Regions from separate parts of the Homo sapiens genome. Here regions 1, 2, 3, 4 and 6 are each linked to region 5. A link is a contact called in ENCODE Hi-C or POLR2A ChIA-PET data. All regions are on one chromosome and are shown on one strand. Each heading gives the region's core, a stretch centred on a gene start or an enhancer-like site at or near the end of the contact. The rest is flanking DNA. Distances are from core to core; before and after follow the strand shown. Region 1 holds the start of DRC2 (dynein regulatory complex subunit 2). Region 2 holds the start of BCDIN3D-AS1 (BCDIN3D antisense RNA 1). Region 3 holds the start of FKBP11 (FKBP prolyl isomerase 11). Region 4 overlaps FMNL3 (formin like 3). Region 5 holds the start of TROAP (trophinin associated protein). Region 6 holds the start of ARF3 (ARF GTPase 3).

Region 1 (2,889 bases), core at 16-2,515, 420 kb after region 5:
TGGGACTCATTTCAAGTCACTGGGTGATGTCTACTGTGCCTTATGACTCTACTATTGGATAGTACTGGTTTTGGGCAATAGATGACAAGAAGAGTGGGTCCTCTAAGGGAGAGAGGGATGAAAGCCCAATATTCTATTTTTTATTTCTGTGAAAACCATTATTACCAATAGCCTGGCTTTCTCACAGCCTGTGTCTTGTGAGGGCTTTAAGATGGATTCACTAGGCTCATTCTATTAAGAGGTCAGGAAGCCATACTCAAGGTTTCCTTGGAAAGAGTGCCTACCTTGATGACATTGTCCTTACAGTCCACCACTCGTTCAAATGTTTGGCTGAGGATCTCAATGTCCTTATGAAGTTCTCTGGTCTTGACTTCCCGAAGGACAGTTCTCCACTGTGTGTTAATCTTATTAAGGTTCAGAGCACTGTTGTGTTCCTCCTTGGCCAGCTTGTCCTGTGTGAAGGAATAAATATACCTCCAGGAAGTCAGGGCCTTTCAGTACAACAAACAAGATCACTCTTAATTTATCAGCTGACACCTTACCCCTTTTCGATGGGAACGGCCTGATGGCATTTAGGGAGGGCAAGGGTGAATTTCCTTCAGGGTGGGAGCATCAGAGTAGGATGTTGTTTGTAATGACCTATCTCCAGGGAGAATATCAGCATTCCAGACAGCTGGAACAGCTGACAGGACCTACGGTCCCAGTTCTGGGATTCAGTAAAGATTGCCAAGCCGTATACCACGCACCCCCTCCGTGCTTCGCAGAGAACACCCCCGCCTCCCAAACAATGTTGCCTGAAATCTAAGTATATCTGGGTCTCAGGATTTCCGGAGGAGGGGAGGTCAGGATGAAAATGAGGTTTCCTCAGTGACAGGGCCAGGGCAGGGGGTGGATGGGGTTGAGCAGGACATAATGCAAAAGGCCATCACCTTCAAGAACTGGCTGAGGAGCCTCTCCTTCTTTTTGGCCATCTCCTCCTCTGCCAGCAACTTCTGCTGAAACAGAAGCAGCTGCTTCTCATCGGACAGGGGCGTCTTGGCCATTTTTTCTTTCTTAGGCATGGGGGCAGGGGATTGGATCCGGGAAAGAAGCCTCGGTCTGCCTCGGCCCGCGTTACAGAGCTTAGAAGAAAAATGTCCCTAGAAAGGGGACTTCCAGAAGTGCCCCTGGTTGTGGGCGGTTGTGGGACCGGAGATCTCAGCCCTCGAACAGGAGAGATCCCCGGCTATCAGTGAGGCTGAGCTCTCCCACTGTAAGACGCGTCTAGTCTCCTAGCAACGAGGATATCGCTAACATGGAGAGGCAACAGGCTAGAAGAGTCCCTGTCTTGGAGCGCCCCCTACCCAGTGGAGGACCGCGGTCGGTTTTTGAGAGGGTCCTTTTAACTCTCAAAAATCTGTCTCCTCAGTGCATTTTATTTATTTATTTATTTATTTATTTATTTATTTATTTATTTATTTTTGACATAGAGTCTCTCTCTGTCGCCTAGGATGGGCACGATCTCGGCTCACTGCAACCTCCGCCTCCCGGGTTCAAGCAATTCTCCTGTCTCAGCCTCCCCTCAGTGCACTTTTATAAACCGTCCTCAGAACCCTTGGGAAGCCCAAGATCGTCAAAAAGAGAACCAAGAAGTTTATCCGGCACCAGTCTGACCGATATGTCAAAATTAAGCGTAACCGGCGGAAACCCAGAGGTATTGACAACAGGGTTCGTGGAAGGTTCAAGGGTTAGATCTTGATGCCCAACATTGATTATGGGAGCAACAAGAAAACAAAGCACATGCTGCCCAGTGGCTTCCGGAAATTCCTGGTCCACACGTCAAGGAGCTGGAAGTGCTGCTGTTGTGCAACAAATCTTACTGTGCTGAGATCGCTCACAATGTTTCCTCCAAGAACCGCAAAGCCATCGTGGAAAAGAGCTGCCCAGCTGGCCGTCAGAGTCACCAACCCCAATCCCAGGCTGCGCAGCAAAGAAAATGAGTAGACAGCTCATGTGTATGTTTTCTGTTTAAATAAAACTGTAAAAACTGCAAACAACAACAACAACAAAAACCTTTTTTAAAAAGATAAGTGTTGGAGAGAATGTGGAGAAACGAGAACCCTCATATATTGGTGGTAGAAATGTAAAATGGTGTAGCCACTTTGGAAAACAGTTTGGCAATTTTTTAAAATGTTAAACATAAATTTACCATGTGACCCAATAATTTCACTCTTAGGGATCTGCCTAAGAGAAATGAAAGCATGTATACACACAAAAACTTGCACAGGAATTTTCTTATCTGTCTCACTCATAATAGCCCAGTTGGAAAAATTGGAGACAACCTAAATGTCCATTAACATGTGAATGAGTAGACAAAATATGCTATGTCCATACAATGGAATATTATTCAGAACAAACTATGGATACCAGCTACAATGTGGATGAACCTCAAAAAGAATATGCAGGCTGGGCGCTGTGCCTCACACCTGTAATCCCAGCACTTTGGGAGGCCGAGGCGGGAGGATCGTTTTAGCCCAAGAGATCGAGACTAGCTTGAGCAATGTGGCGAAACCCCTTCTCCACAAAAAATACAAAAGAAGTTAGCTGGGCGTGGTGGTGCGTACCTGTTGTCCCAGCTACCCCAGGAGGCTGAGGTGAGAAGATCACCTGAGCCCCAGAGGTCAAGCCATAGTCAAGCCACTGCACTCCAGTTGGGTGACAGAGCAGCCCTGTATCAAAAAGAAACAACAACAAAAACAAAACAAACAAACCCTTTTTTTTTTTTTAAGACTGGAGTCTCACTCTGTCACCCAGGCTGGAGTGCAGTGCGTGATCTCGGCTCACTGCAACCTCCACCGCCCGGGTTCAAGAAATTCTCCTGCCTCAGCCTCCCGAGTAGCTGGACTACAG
Region 2 (2,828 bases), core at 294-2,793, 510 kb before region 5:
GTGGCTCACATCTATAATCCTAGCACTTTGGGAGGCCGAGGTGGGCAAATCACCTGAGGTCAGGAGTTCGAGACCAGCCTGGCCAACATGGTGAAGCCTCCGTCTCTACTAAAAATACAAAAATTAGCCAGGTGTGGTGGTGCACTCTTATAATACCAGCTACTTGGGAGGCTGAGGCAGGAGAATCACCTGAAATCAGGAGGTGGAGGTTGCAGTGAGCAGAGATTGTGCCACTGCACTCCGTCCAACCTGGGACAGAGTGAGACTCCATCTCAGAGAAAAGAAAAGAATAAAATATTTTTTAAGCAAAAAAATGAGAAAGCTGGTGGGGGTACCCATCAAGACATCTTTTAGGTTCCAGTAATAGCTGTCCTTGGGCACTCTTTTCATCAAACTACCTCTATGCTCAAGAACCCAAAATGACTTCTTTATCTTATGTCTTGTCACATCCATATCCTTATTCTGCTCTCCTCCATAAGAAACCTCCTCCATTAATTTCTCCCACTTCCCAACGTACCACGGTGATCTGCTCACGGTCCCACGCAGATAATTTGCTCTTTCCTATCTGAATCTCCTTGTGGCCTTTACCCTGCCTGGACCCTACTCAAGCTCTCTCTGCCCTTCAAATTCCGTATTTAAATAAACCTCCTTCAGAAAAGAACTCTTAATCCTAGCCAATCTGAGCACCCTAACTTGCCTTACTTTTTATGTTCCTTTATTGGACTAATATGATACTCTAAGCTGCATCCTTTGTATACTCGCAACAAAAGAAATTTTAATGAAGTAGGCGGAGACTGTACCTAGGGATTCCTTCGTATTTCCCTGCAGAACCCAGGTGAGAACCTACATTTCTGGGGCAGTCACTACAATGCAGGCTGTGAGGGTTATACGGTATTTAGGCAAGGGCAAATAGGTGTTTAATTAAGGACTAATGGGAATGATATTGAAGCTCTGAGGCTCTGCAGGGGCCTGGATGGGCTGTTTGCTTTTCCTCATCCTCACCGAGATAGCAAGTGGTTGAGAACAAGGTTGCATCCTTTTTCTGCCCAGCCTTCCCCGCAAACCAGTGAGGAAACGACCAGCACTGCCGTCTGATGAGAGGAGCCTGTTGCTGTAACTGTTTTCCAGATTACTGGGGGGACGACCCCATCCTGGAGAAGGAAGAGAGAGGCGGGAGCATTTAAGGCCAAAGAGGCACTCAAGCCTTTCCCCCATGGATTTACACCCAACACGTATGCAGAAAAGCAAATTACAAACACCGACGCTCACAACCACACATACACGTGCACGCCCAGCCCCACAGAAGCAAACGCGCATGCCTGTGGGCCCGCGCGCACCTACTTAGTTTTCTCTGTTCTAGACGCCCTCATTCCACCCCCGCTCGGCCCAGCCCGGCGTCCTCTACCCAGGCACGGCTGAGGTTTACCAAGCCCGGCCCGGCCTGGAGAAAGTGTTTCTATAAGGGGGAAGGGAGGTCCTTCCCACCAAAGCGGAAGCGGCGCGCGCCGGCCGGGCAGACTTAGCTCGCGTCCTGGGAACATCTGGAGGGGGCTGGGAGGGGCGCGCATCCAGGCTGAACGTGGATTGGCTGCTAGGGAGGAGGGAGGCGGGGTCAGGGCCAGGGGCGGGGCTCCCCGGCCCCTTTAAAGCCTTGACATCAGGAGGCGGCTCCGGCACCCCCCTTTCTCTGCCCCCCGCCCCCAAGCCGCGGCCATGGACCTGGCGGATCCGGCCTGCCCTGGCCCAGCTCAACACCTGATTTCGGTGAGTTCTGGGTCTACTTGGGATTGAAAGGGCGGCGAGTGCGGGGGGGCGATCTGTAGCTCCGGGCCGGGGGGAGTGGGGTGTGGAGGGTAAGGCTCTCGTGGCAGTACAGAGTCGGAGAGGGCGTCGCGGCTTCCTGCCCAAACCCTGCTGCCCGCCCCTCCGTCCCTCCCTCCAGCCGCACCCTCCTCGGGGGTCCGGCTGCGACTCTGTGCACCCCCACCCCACCCCCTCCCGCCCCCCGCGCCATCCTCGCGCACACTCCGTGGCCCCGGAAGGGAAACTTTCGGGAGTGGGGGATGTTCCGGGGGCCGGGCTCCCCTCCCTCTTTGAAAGCACTGACCTTGCCCCAGCTGCTCACCCCACCCAACCCGCATCCCACCGTCCGGGTGCCGCTTAGCGGTGCCGGGTTATTGCGGGGGGAGGGGCTCTCTCCCCAAAGCGCAGGCGCGGAGACGAGCCTGGGGCTCCCTTTCGCACTCCTTCCCATTCCCCGTGGCCTGGGGCGGTAGGGCCTGGGGAAGGCGGGGAGAGGCGGAAAGACCGGGTCTCCTAGAGAACAGCCCCTTCAAAGGCTTTGAGGGGCTGCGGGAAGGAGGAAGGACCTGGTGGGCTGCACGCTGAAGAGAAGCTAAGGGAGGGAGAAGGGTTGGTTGGGCAGGGAGCAGGGACAGGGCAGCGTCTGCAGAAAAGGCCCTCTGGGTGCTGGCTGCGGTGCCAGAAGAATGCAGAGAATTCATCTGTGCCCGACGCTTCCCTGGCTTAGCCCAACTAAGAAAGCGGCTGCCCGGATCCTAGCTCCCCTCTCCCTGTCCTGGGCCCAAGGTCCCGCGTTATCTCCAGTCCTGGCACGGCCCCAAGGGCACAGAGGGCCCTCACCTCCCACAGGCCTGGTTTTCCAGGCATCCCAGGGCTGGATCAGCTGAGTCCACTTAGTCTGTCCAGCTGCTACTTCTTAAAGGCCTGCCTTGCTGAGGAGCTGGGGGTCTTGGGCTAAGGAGTTCTCTGGCTGTAGAGGCAATCCCTCCCTCCCACTTCTCCGCGTCTGTCATGGGTCCTCCTTC
Region 3 (2,739 bases), core at 148-2,647, 400 kb after region 5:
GCAGTGAGCCAAGATCGTGCCATTGCACTCCAGCCTGGGCGACAAGAGTGAAACTCCGTCTCAACAAACAACAACAACAAAAACTTTTAAAAAGTGGGCTGGGCGTGGTGGCTCATACCTGTAATCCCAGCACTTTGGAAGGCCGAGGTGGGTGGATCACTTGAGGTTGGGAATTCGAGACCAGCCTGACAGACATGGAGAAACCCTGTCTTTACTAAAAATTCAAAATCAGCTGGGCATGGTGGCGCATGCCTGTAGTCCCAGCTACTCGGGAGCAGAGGTTGCGGTGAGCCAAGATCGCGCCATTGCACTCCAGCCTGGGCAACAGGAGCAAAACTCCTCCCCCTCAAAAAAAAAAAAAAAAAAAGAAATCTGGTGGCTCACGCCTGTAATCCTAGCACTTTGAGAGACCGAGGCAGGCGGATCACCTGACATCAGGAGTTTGAGACCAGCCTGGCCAACATGGTGAAACCCCTTATCTACTAAAAATACAAAAATTAGCCGGGCGTGGTGGCGGGTGTAATCCCAGCTACTTGGGAGGCTGAGGCAGGAGAATCGCTTGAACCTGGGAGGCGGAGGTTGCAGTGAGTGGAGATGGCACCACTGCACTCCAGCCTGGGCCACAGAGCGAGACTCCATCTCAAAAAAAAAAAAAAAAAAAAAAGTGAAGTCTTTACATAAATGGATTACGTGTGCTGCCCTTTGAGAAGTTTGTTGATGAAAGGAGAAAGGAAATAGTAGCACCAGAGGAAAAGATCAGGGATTTACCCTGTTCTTACAGGATAACAGCTCCTTGCTCTTTTCAGCTAGCTTTTCAAAGGACAGGGATAGGACAGCCCCCTGCCTTATTTCGGATACTTGGATCTATAACCTCCAGAAATTCAAGCTGAAGTAGCTGGAGGTCGGAGAGGAATGAGAACTGCCTGGGTGGGGTCTGCCAGCCAGACACTGCCAGGATAGCCACAAGGAGACGACTTGGAAGAACAGACAGCAACCACGTTGGACTCAGGCAGTCCTGGGTTTGAATCCTGTCTCTGTCACCACCTAGCCTGATGACCTTGGGCACATCCTGAGCACCCTGTGCCTTATCTGTAAAATGGAAACAATCATGCCGACCTTTCAGGGTGGTTTTGAGGATTAGAGACTAGCTCCTGACACACAGTAGGTAATCGTAAATGGGTGCTATTGTTTGGCCCGACCCACGTTATAGGACAGAACGTCTAACGGATGCGTCAGAACCTGCGCCCTCCGGATCTTGGAGGGTACAGAGGGCGCCCCTCGGCCTCCTCCCTTTCGGAGGTGGGGACAAGGTGGAGGAAGGGCTGCAGGAGGAGGAGCTCTAGCATCGCGACCCGCCCCGTCCCGTCCAGTCTGGCCTGGGCGCCGCGGGAACGCTGTCCTGGCTGCCGCCACCCGAACAGCCTGTCCTGGTGCCCCGGCTCCCTGCCCCGCGCCCAGTCATGACCCTGCGCCCCTCACTCCTCCCGCTCCATCTGCTGCTGCTGCTGCTGCTCAGTGCGGCGGTGTGCCGGGCTGAGGCTGGGCTCGAAACCGAAAGTCCCGTCCGGACCCTCCAAGTGGAGACCCTGGTGAGGAGATAGTCCCGACCCTCAGCCCCCGTGGGCCGAGCCTTGTTGGGTGGTAATACTGGGGTCTCAGCGAACCTGGGAGCCGGGAGGAGAGGAAGTGCGGGAACTGAGTTGGGGGTGGTGCCGGGTCTAGGGGCGAGAACGGGATCTTTGGAAGAGCATCCGTGACCCCTGTAGTCCGATCGTAGGTGGAGCCCCCAGAACCATGTGCCGAGCCCGCTGCTTTTGGAGACACGCTTCACATACACTACACGGTGAGGGGTCTGGGGGGCCGGGGCGGGGCCTGGGAGGGGGCGGCGCCCTGCTGAAACACGTCAGCTTTGGCTTGGACACGTGGCAAGCGGTTCGGGAGAAGAAACTCGGGGCTCTGGGGTCGTCGAGCACGTGGCGAGGGGAGAGACGTTGCTCTTCCGTGCCTCTTTTCCCTCCTTGCTTTTCTGCCAGTTCCTACCTGGCACGGAGAAGTGCAGGGTGGAGAGATCTCCGAGAAGCGCCAGCCTTCTGGGGCTTCCTGTTCCTTACAGCGGTAAGGGGAACGCTAGGCTGCCGCACTAAGGGGGCTGCCGCCGCCCAGCGGTCCAGGTGTGTGTTGCGCGCCTGCTGGGAGGGAGAGGGTGCTAGATGTATGCTCTTGATGCTCTCTCCCCCCAGGGAAGCTTGGTAGATGGACGTATTATTGACACCTCCCTGACCAGAGACCCTCTGGTTATAGAACTTGGCCAAAAGCAGGTGATTCCAGGTATGTGACCTGTGCCTCCCATTCCACCTCTTCCCAACCTAAGCCCTTTCTTAGCCTCTTCGGCTCCAAAGCTGCCCTGGAAATCCCCCCTGAAATGAGTAAGACCCTAGGGCTCTACGAGTTACCTCCTGAGGTTCAAACCTCACTTCTAGTACTCCACTTGTCCCATATCCTATTGGAAGCCAGAGATTTAAGAAGTGAGGGAAAGGTCAATTGAGGATGGAGGAGGAAGACTTTGATCTTCATGTCATGGGATTTGGGGAAGGTGGATAGCTTCCAGTTCAGTTGTGTCTTCTTCTTCAAGGTCTGGAGCAGAGTCTTCTCGACATGTGTGTGGGGTGAGTATCTCGGCAGGGGTGGGCCTGGGTACCCCCTTTGCATGGGTAGAGGCTTTCTCGGCCATCCTCACTC
Region 4 (2,700 bases), core at 173-2,672, 340 kb before region 5:
AAGGACAAAGTGGCAGGGGCTGCTTAGTACCCCTGTGTGTGAGGGCAAGAAGGACACCGATGGCAACCCTGAGTGCTACCTGCCACCCTGAGCCCCCTACCACTCCGCATTCCTCCATAGGTCCCTTCTGTCCCTCTCAGCCCTTCTGTCTTCTTTTTGTTTATTTGTTTTTTAAGACAGGGTCTTGCTCTGTTGCCCAGGATAAAGTACAGTGACATGATCATGACTCACTGCAGCCTCAACTTCCAGGGCTCAAGTGATCCTCCTATCCCAGCCTCCCAAGTAGCTGGGAGCACAGGCACACACCCATGCCTGGCCATTTTATTTTATTTATTTATTTATATTTTGAGATGGAGTCTAGCTCTGTCGCCCAGGCGCCATCTTGGCTCACTGCAACCTCTGCCTCCCAGGCTCAAGCCATTCTGCCTCTGCCTTCCGAATAGCTGGGACTACAGGCGTGTACCACCACGCCCAGCTAATTTTTGTATTTTTAGTAGAGATGAGGTTTCACCATGTTGGTCAGGCGGTCTCAAACTCATGGGCTCAAGTGATCTGCCTGTCTTGGCCTTTCAAAGTGCTGGGATTACAGATGTGAGCCACCGTGCCTGGCCTGCCTGGCCACTTAAAAAAAAAAATTTAGTAGAGATAGTTGCCTAGGCTGGTCTTGAACTCCTAGGCTCAAGTGATCCTCCTTGAGGATCCCAAAGTGGAGCCACTAGTACCTAGCCTTGTTTTCTTGATTAAGTCTTGCTGTAGTCATCTGAGGATAGGGGTGTGCTTTTATTGGGAGAAGGCCACAGAGCAGTTTATGATAGTCCCTGCTGCCTGCCCCCTCTACCTGGTGCCTGCCCCTCTGGCTGCTGGCCAGGAGCTATGTCCAAAGCAGCGTGGTTCCCAGGCCTGGGGCCTCTTGGCAGTTGGCACACAAGTTAGAGGTCCTGGACCTGGTCCTTTGTTCCCAGGGAATAGCTCAGTGCCTGGCATTTTAGGCATGCCTGCCATCTGAACTGCGGCTTCTCTGGGTAGAGTTATGTGGAAGGACCAAGATCCTTCCTGGATTTCTGGGCAGGAAGAGTTTGTCAGATTGTGGGTGCTTCAGGGTGGCAGGAACCCAGGGCAAGGTGGGGAGAGGAGGATCCTGCTTTGGTCACAGCCTGATCAGCCCCAGGGCTTGCAGAAGTTGGGTGTGCAGGAGCAGCAGATGGGAACTCAGGTTCTGGAGAGGGATAGGCTGGGAAGTGGGATTCCAGAGCCTCTCCAGCTCCTCTTTCCCTGGTTTGTATTGGTTTCTGTGCCTTGCCTAAGCACCCTTTAACCTCTCCTCAAAGTGTCAAGATCCCGAAATAGCAGTATAGACTCAGACAGGAAATGAGAAGGGGGTGGGGAGCTGGAGAGCAGACAGACAGGAAACGGGAGGCCTGTTGGCCCCCAGAGAGGAAGCTAACTTCAGGCAGCTCCGGTGTCAGTCAGCTTCAGCCAGAGCCTGCTGCCTAATCTCAGCTGGGCCTGGTGTTGTAGCTCCAGAGTCTCTCTGTAGTTTGGGGTGTGGCTGGCCAACATGGCACTGGTTTTCCAGCTGTTGGGGAGAAAGGCCCCGCAGGGCAGTTTGGGAGGAGCTTTCCTATAAAGACCCCCAGAAATTCTGAAGGAGTAGAGCACTCTAGATTAGGGTTTCATCCTGAGCGTTTTATGTTTCTGCTATGGAATGAACCTGTCATATAACAGTTCCCTAGATTTGCCCTTGACTTTCATTCCAGGAATATCTCAGCCCAAAAGAACTGAAAGCAGAAGGGAAAATAATGCCCTGGGATATGGTCCTTAGGTGCTTTGTTGTCTACCTTCCTGGCTGAGGGGGACCCACGTACTCAGGTTGACTCTGAGTGGTCATAGACATCCTGGAGTTCCTTGAGTTCCTGTTCATCTCCCATGCTTTTTCTGGTTCTGCCAAACTCAACATGACTAAATACAGAACTTCTATACATCTCTGCTCACTGCTTTCTAAAACTCCTCTCCTTAAACTTAGTAGAGAGTGCTTTGCCCCAGGATGCCTCTGTTCCAGAGCTCTCCTTGACCCTTCCTGCTGGGGTCTTGACTGAGGCTTCAGTCAAGTTGGAGACTTGCTGGCTTCGGTCAAGCACAACTCTGCACACGGGCCTGTAGTAAATGCTCTTGATGCTTCCTAAATTCTTCCAACAAACACTGAGCAAGGACATGTGGAGGGATGCAGAAAATAATTGAGCCAGGGTCTGGCCCTTAAGGAGGGAGTACCTGAGAGCTTGTTTGTCTGAAGCACCTTCACGATAAAGCAAGTGGCATTAGAAGGGCCTGAACTTTCCCCATCCCTGACTTCCCTGCCTAGGGGAAGTCCATGACCGTGGATGGGTCTGTCATGGGTTTTGATCTTCAGAATTTTCTTAGCCTGGTGCTGGGTTCCAGGAGGAGGAGGTGTTGGGTCAGAGGCATGTCACCCCCCTCATCCTTGACCCACTTTTAGCAGACCCCTTCCACTGTGTTTCCTTTATCTGCAGGTGGGTGCGGGAATTTCTGAATGATGAAAACAAAGGCCTGGATGTACTGGTGGATTACCTGTCCTTTGCCCAGTGTTCTGTCATGTGAGTACCACCCCGGGGCTGAAGTTGGGGACCAGTTGGGGGAGGACATAGTTCCATTCTACTTTGATAAGGAAGGGTGAGAGTTCAA
Region 5 (2,927 bases), core at 1-2,500:
AAACTATAGACAGGTAACAGACTCAAGCCAAGGTATATACATGTTATAAAAGAAGTGCTGCAAAGTATTAGGAGAACACAGAGCAACTGATTGTGACATGGGGAACTGGAAAAGGCTTCAGAAGAAGTGATATTTATTATTTATTTATTTATTTATTTTTTAAAGAGATGGGATCTCCCTCTGTCATCCAGGCTGGTCTCCAACTCCTGGCCTCCAGTGATCCTCCTGCTTCAGCCTCCTGAGTAGCTGTGATTACAGGTACAAGCCATGGCACCTGGCGAGATGACATTTTGCTGGAGGAAAGGGAGATCTTCTAAGAGCAAAGAGCTTTCCAGGAGCTGGGACCAGGACTATCACAGTAAGTAGGAGACAGCAGGAGTGAGTGCAAAACCCCAAAACCCCACTTTTACCCTTCCTAGTCCCCTACTCAGCCATGGAGGCCGTGTTACCATGGCTCCAACAGGTACCTGTCTGGGCAGGGGGCCCAGGCCCCACATTTTGACCCCTAGGGCTAGGCCTGAGCTCTTCCAAGGGGTTCCGAGGCTGACTGATCCCCACCAATCTTTGTGATGTCTCTGCCTGGTGCCTGGCTTTCGGCCTGGGGCCTGCTGAATCAACGAGGGGGCGTTGAATATTGAGCGGTGGTTTCTGCACCCATCTCTAGGGGAGGGAGCGGGGACAAAAAGGTGAGGTTTAGTGTTGGGGTGCATTACTGGTGTGACTACTGTCTTCCCCCATTAGGCCCCTCTTACCCTTGGATCTTGGTTCTCCTGGTCCACGGCGCACGATGTAACAGTGGGGAAAGGCGTGCGTTTCTGAGAGCGTACCGGAATCTTGCTAGGGGTAGGAGATACACCCCGGAGGAGGGGATCCTTCGTGGCTTGCCGGGTGGTCATGATGGCTACAATTGAGACGGGGAAGAAGGCAGGCAGAATCTAAGATCAAAGATCAACCAGTTCTCGGGGCACCTGTCCTGCCATCCCTGATACCTCCGCCCTAATCCACGCGCCCACAAGCCCCCGGCGCCTGCAAGACCGCTCTTATGGGTGCTATCTCCAGACACCCCGAGCCTACTCTTTCGCCCTCGGGCCCCAAACTGCCCTCCTCCCTATGAACCCAGCAGCCTTCGTTCCCTTCAAGACCCCCGTGCCTTACCTTACCGAGGCCCCTCAGGGCCTACCCAGCTTCCTCCGCTTTTCTCCTGACCCTCTCGGGTGCTGCTGGAGCTACTTTCTCAGTTTGTAAAATACGCCAAGCTCTTGATTGGCCCGGTCGCGCTCCCGCGGAGGCCCGCGTAGCCAGACTCAGCCGTCCAATCCGCGGGCATCGCAGGAGGGGCCAAAAGAAGGACCAATTGTCGAACCGCTTTCTGGCGAGGAAAAAAACTGACTCGGATCAATCAGCCAATCCGAGAGTGGAGCGCCGCTGGGAGGCGGGGAAAGAGGAAGGATGGGGCCGTTCCGAGGCCGGGGAAGGCGTAGCCACGGGAGCTCTCGCGAGGCCTCAGGACCGGCTAGGGGCCGGCCATTGGCAGGACCGGGCGAGGTCGCGGTACTGAGGGTACAGTTGATCGTTCCGATTGCTGCCAACGGTGTTGAAGGCTGGCCCGAGCCCCCGACCCGGCTTGACCATAGCACGGCGCCAAGCTTTGGGGACGCCATTCCAGATGCCCATAGAAAATATCTGCGTCCGGGCGCGGTGGCAGGCGCCTGTAATCCCAACACTTTGGGACGCCGAGGCGGGAGGATCTCTTGAGCTGAGTTTGAGACCAGCCTGGGCAACATAGCGAGACCACTCCCACCCGTTTCTCTACAAAATAATAAAATAATAATAATAATCCCTGTGCAGTGGTGCGCGCTTGTAGTCCCAGCCGCTCTGGAGGCTGAGGCAGGAGGATCGTGTTGAGCCCAGGAGGTTGAGGCTGTAGTGAGCTGTGGTCGCGCCACTGCACTCCAGCCTGGGCAACAGAGACCCTGTCTTAAAAAAAATAAAGAGGGAAAGAGAGAACATCTGTACGTTGTCTCCGGGATAAGGAACTGCCTTCAAACGGGCGGAGAGGGCTGGAGGGAATCGAACTGAGCCTAACAATATGTGTGCTCCTTGGAGCCTCACAATCCAGTGAGGTGTCTGATGAGGTGTCTTTCATTTTACGGGTAGGTAACAAGACTCATTGTTTTTGAACTCAGTTACCACAGCACCAGAATTGAATGGCTACTCACAGCTGGGGATTTCCTTGCCTCCAGGTTGCCTTTTGCAGATCTAGAGGTCTGGGGAGAGGGGGCTCACCTGCTGGTTATTGGTGGGCAAGGCTGTGAGACTGAGAGATCCTAGAATATCCTGCTTAAGATGGAAGGGGTAACCCCTAACGGGGGACAGGAAATGAACAACACTTAACAGAACTCTGGTGGATTTTCCCCACCAATCACAGAAGTTATTCTTACACAAGCCAGAAACCGAGGAGTTACTCCTTAACTCCTCCCACTCCCTTTACATATCCCATCTCTCATTCACTCTCACTAGTTTTACTATTTATGCATTTTTGGGACAGGGTCTCACTCTGTCGCCCAGGCTGGAGTGCAGTGGTGCGATCTCAGCTCACCGCAGCCTCGGCCTCCTGAGGTGGGAACCTCAGCCTCTCAAGTAGCTGGGACTACAGGTGCCTGCCACCAGCTAATTTTTGTGTTTTTTTGTAGAGACAAGATCTGGCTACGTTGTCTAGCCTGGGGTTACAGGCGTCTTTCCCAGCACTTTGGATGGCCCAGGTGGATCGCTTGAGGCCAGGAGTTCCAGACCAGCCTAGACAGTGTAGCAAGATCCTGTTTCTATAAAAAAAAATTTAAAGATACGTAAGGTATCTTTACTAATTGTATGCATCTTTAAAATTCATCTACTTTCAGGCTGTGCGCGGTGGCTCACGCCTGTAATCC
Region 6 (2,700 bases), core at 34-2,533, 370 kb after region 5:
TCTGGTAGAGACAGGGTTTCACCATATTGGCCAGGATGGTCTCAAACTCCTGACCTTAAGTGATCTGCCCACTTCAGCCTGCCAAAGTGCTGGGATTACAAGTGTGAACACAGGGCCTGGCCCCAGCTTAGTTCTTCTTGGAAGCAAGGAAACAAACAAACAAAATCAACCAAGGCAATAAATTCATAAGAGCAACAATTTGGGCTCAAGCCTTAGGGAAGAGCCATGTGTTCATTCCCTTATACTGCTGTAAATGAGGAGAGAGGGCACTTAGAGAACCTTCTATTGGCCGGGCGCGGTGGCTCACGCCTGTAATCCCAGCTACTCAGGAGGCTGAGGCAGGAGAATCGCTTGAACCCGGGAGGCAGAGGTTGCAGTGAGCCAAGATGGTGCCATTGCACTCCAGCCTGGGCGACAGAGTGAGACTCTTGTCTCAAAAAAAAAAAAAAAAAAAGGAACCTTCTGTTCTTAGCATTACTAGTGCCCTTCTATCACAGCTATTTTTGTTTCAAGGCAGTTCTGCATGTCTAGACCAGGTGCAAAACGGAGTGTGAGGGAAGTAGGAGTGGGTAGGAAGCAAGAAATATGGGTGCAAAGTCCTTCACCTTTCCTTGGGATACTAAAATCCCTACTCATCTAGGCACACTTCCTCAAACCACACTTCTGAATATTAGGTTTCCACTCTCCGTCTTTCAAGTTCCAACTTAACTGGCTCAGAGTCCAGCTGTTTTCCTTTAGCCTCTTAAGTTCATCACTCTCCTTCCTCTTCCTTATGGGAAAGGATCTCTTGATTCAGACCCCACAGTAATCTAGTCTCAGGAATAGTGAGCAACAACAATGGTGCGGTGAGGGCTTTCAGGGGATGGCAGCTAGCCCAGATTAAGAAATAAAGATGAAGTCTGGCTGGGTAAGGCATGCCACAGCAACGACTGTTCACCCATATCCCGATGCTGGCTTTGCCCAAGGAGCCCCTGGGCCCCGCAGCCCAGCCCGTCTCCTACGCAGCCAACTTGCCGCCTCAGTCCTTAAATTCCAGGCACAACCCTGGAGCTTGGGATTGTCACCTCAGTCCTCACTGTCTCATCCCCATTCACGGCTCCCGCCTCCGCCGCCCACAGCCCCCACACCTGCCCCCGCCCTGACTCCAGCTCCAGCGCCCGGCCGCCGGTGCTGCAGCCGCTGCCATGGTGATGGGTCTCGCGAGAACTGCCGCTAGCTACCGCGCAGCTATCGCGCGATCGGGGAGGTGGGAAGTATCCCGGGCTGGGGGTGGGGGTACGCCGCACAGCTCCAGTCGCCGTCGCGGCTTCCGGTGCTAGGTGGAGGGAAGGAAGGAGGGAGCCGGGGAGTGGGCCAGGGCAGCAGCCGGGCTGAAGTCGGCTTGGGGAGCCAGAGGGAGCGGAGCGGAACCTGCGGGGCAGAGGCGGCGGCCGCAGCGGCGCAGCTGATAGCAGGAACAGGTGAGAGGCTGGGAAGGGAAGGCGGGTCCCGGTAGAGAAGAGGCTCGGTCAGGGTGAGGGCTGAGGAGATAGAGCGCCTCCCGGGCCCCGCCCGGCACTGCTTGGCGTGGGGCGGTGGGATTCTTCCCACCCGAGAGCTCAGAGAGGGTGCGTCGGGCCAGCTTCACGCCTGCCCCCGCATTTGAAGGACGCAGAGCTGGGGTGGGGGTGGGGGGCGCACACGGATTTGTCCTCCGCCTCGCTCAAGGGGGCGACCTGGGCTGCAGTTAGGTTGTCGCCTGCAGGAGGTGTGCTGTTGAGGGAGAGGAAAACCGTCCGAGGAGAGGTGATGAGGGGGCGGTGATGGCTGTTTGTATCTTTTCTGTTAAAGGGCTAGGGAATGCTGCTTTCTTCTACTCCCTCTCCCTCCCCCACCTTAGCAATAGGAGACGGGAGAGAAGCCTTGCTGTGGTTACACCCCCTCCCCCATCATAGGGCAGGGGTGCGTAGGGGGGTTGGGGGTTAGCCAACAGGGCAGGCTGCTGGGGCACCACATGGGCGCTATTGTGGTAGAGGTTGCGCTTTCGAGTCTAGGGAACCGCAGGTTGGGAAGAGGGCAGCAAGTGGGGAGAGGGTGGAGAGGAGGCAGGAGAAGGAGGAGGGGGATCTGATCTTCCTGGGAGAAGAGAGGTGGGGCCTTCCTCCCCAGGCGGAGCGGGGGCGGTCTCACAGGAGGAGGGAGCATCTTGTCACTGGCCCTCAGTTTGTGTCTTCCAATCCGCTTTCTTTCTTTAGGAAGTACCAGGATTCCCGGAACAGAAAATGGAGCCATTGCTTACGCGAATCGTTTGAGGGAAGGGGCGGGAGTTGGGGAGGTGGAGTTCCCTGTTAAAACGGGCCACTTGATTAGCAAAGTGGTAGCTGTTATTTTGGGGGAATTCCCGTCTTGATTGCATTAAGGCGGGTCTCCATCTTTCCAGGCCAGGAGGAATGTGGTGGTGGAGGTGGAGGATTGTGGTATGTGGTCAGGAGTGAGAAGAAATAGTAAGGCCGTCCCGGTGAGGGAGAAATGTAACCTAAAACCTGTCTCTGCTGTTGTTGGATTGGGTCACCCCTGGTCTATGGCATGAAAGTTTTATTGGGAGGAGATCTGCTGCAAGAGTCTGATTGCTTGGGTCAGTGCAACAGGACAGAATCTAGTCGCTGCATACCTCCTTCCCTGTCCTCAATCAGGTAGGTAGTAACAGTCTTTGCTGCTATT

What was found. A loop is a pair of places that touch in the nucleus more often than their neighbours do. ChIA-PET counts read pairs that join two places held with the same protein, here RNA polymerase II (POLR2A). Pooled maps may share reads with other maps.
Region 1: a loop to region 5 is called in a pooled map, with 4 times the contacts of the local background. The contact joins the promoter of DRC2 here to the promoter of TROAP in region 5. A Hi-C loop is called at or near these places in 1 of 50 pooled maps. POLR2A ChIA-PET finds 5 or more read pairs at or near these places in 4 of 52 experiments (WTC11, endothelial cell of umbilical vein, naive thymus-derived CD4-positive, alpha-beta T cell and 1 more).
Region 2: a pooled map shows a loop between it and region 5 (13-fold over the local background). The contact joins the promoter of BCDIN3D-AS1 here to the promoter of TROAP in region 5. A Hi-C loop is called at or near these places in 1 of 37 single-sample maps with no recorded cell type and 7 of 50 pooled maps. POLR2A ChIA-PET finds 5 or more read pairs at or near these places in 3 of 52 experiments (AG04450, B cell and HEK293).
Region 3: a pooled map shows a loop between it and region 5 (8-fold over the local background). The contact joins the promoter of FKBP11 here to the promoter of TROAP in region 5. A Hi-C loop is called at or near these places in 5 of 50 pooled maps. POLR2A ChIA-PET finds 5 or more read pairs at or near these places in 2 of 52 experiments (naive thymus-derived CD4-positive, alpha-beta T cell and naive thymus-derived CD8-positive, alpha-beta T cell).
Region 4: a loop to region 5 is called in a pooled map, with 4 times the contacts of the local background. The contact joins the enhancer-like site here to the promoter of TROAP in region 5. A Hi-C loop is called at or near these places in 3 of 50 pooled maps. POLR2A ChIA-PET finds 5 or more read pairs at or near these places in 3 of 52 experiments (GM12878, HEK293T and naive thymus-derived CD8-positive, alpha-beta T cell).
Region 6: a pooled map shows a loop between it and region 5 (7-fold over the local background). The contact joins the promoter of ARF3 here to the promoter of TROAP in region 5. A Hi-C loop is called at or near these places in 1 of 37 single-sample maps with no recorded cell type and 5 of 50 pooled maps. POLR2A ChIA-PET finds 5 or more read pairs at or near these places in 3 of 52 experiments (GM10248, H1 and T-cell).

What each region holds. Positions count from the first base shown.
Region 1 is chr12:48,902,509-48,905,397 of GRCh38, reverse strand. It overlaps DRC2 (dynein regulatory complex subunit 2), which reads right to left and starts at 1,265. Exons shown (of 8, transcript NM_033124.5): 1 at 930-1,265; 2 at 285-452. The coding sequence starts at 1,061. It also overlaps the pseudogene RPL32P27. RefSeq lists a silencer at 1,259-1,308.
Region 2 is chr12:49,827,258-49,830,085 of GRCh38, reverse strand. It overlaps BCDIN3D-AS1 (BCDIN3D antisense RNA 1), which reads right to left and starts at 1,543. Exons shown (of 3, transcript NR_027501.1): 1 at 1,342-1,543; 2 at 1,003-1,151. It overlaps NCKAP5L (NCK associated protein 5 like), which reads left to right and starts at 1,673. Exons shown (of 13, transcript NM_001037806.4): 1 at 1,673-1,764. RefSeq lists enhancers at 642-1,220, 1,221-1,799, 2,215-2,264 and a silencer at 1,545-1,954.
Region 3 is chr12:48,924,150-48,926,888 of GRCh38, reverse strand. FKBP11 (FKBP prolyl isomerase 11) reads left to right here and starts at 1,397. Exons shown (of 6, transcript NM_016594.3): 1 at 1,397-1,589; 2 at 1,778-1,843; 3 at 2,241-2,328; 4 at 2,633-2,666. The coding sequence starts at 1,461. RefSeq lists enhancers at 1,032-1,131, 2,392-2,451.
Region 4 is chr12:49,661,878-49,664,577 of GRCh38, reverse strand. It overlaps FMNL3 (formin like 3), which reads left to right. Exons shown (of 26, transcript NM_175736.5): 5 at 2,529-2,612. Among named protein-coding and RNA genes, the nearest start is that of PRPF40B, 40 kb to the right of the region's middle. RefSeq lists enhancers at 1,019-1,178, 752-1,690. Within about 2 kb of position 1,422, at least 32 of the 41 ENCODE cell types and tissues checked have a DNase peak (open chromatin) inside an H3K27ac peak, as active enhancers do; they include GM12878, where a contact is called at or near this core.
Region 5 is chr12:49,321,578-49,324,504 of GRCh38, reverse strand. TROAP (trophinin associated protein) reads right to left here and starts at 1,250. Exons shown (of 15, transcript NM_005480.4): 1 at 1,156-1,250; 2 at 753-901; 3 at 468-660. The coding sequence starts at 896. It overlaps TROAP-AS1 (TROAP and PRPH antisense RNA 1), which reads left to right. Exons shown (of 8, transcript NR_120449.1): 1 at 1-13; 2 at 166-358. RefSeq lists enhancers at 1,027-1,176, 2,318-2,537.
Region 6 is chr12:48,956,070-48,958,769 of GRCh38, reverse strand. ARF3 (ARF GTPase 3) reads left to right here and starts at 1,283. Exons shown (of 5, transcript NM_001659.3): 1 at 1,283-1,460. RefSeq lists enhancers at 1,956-2,035, 2,091-2,700.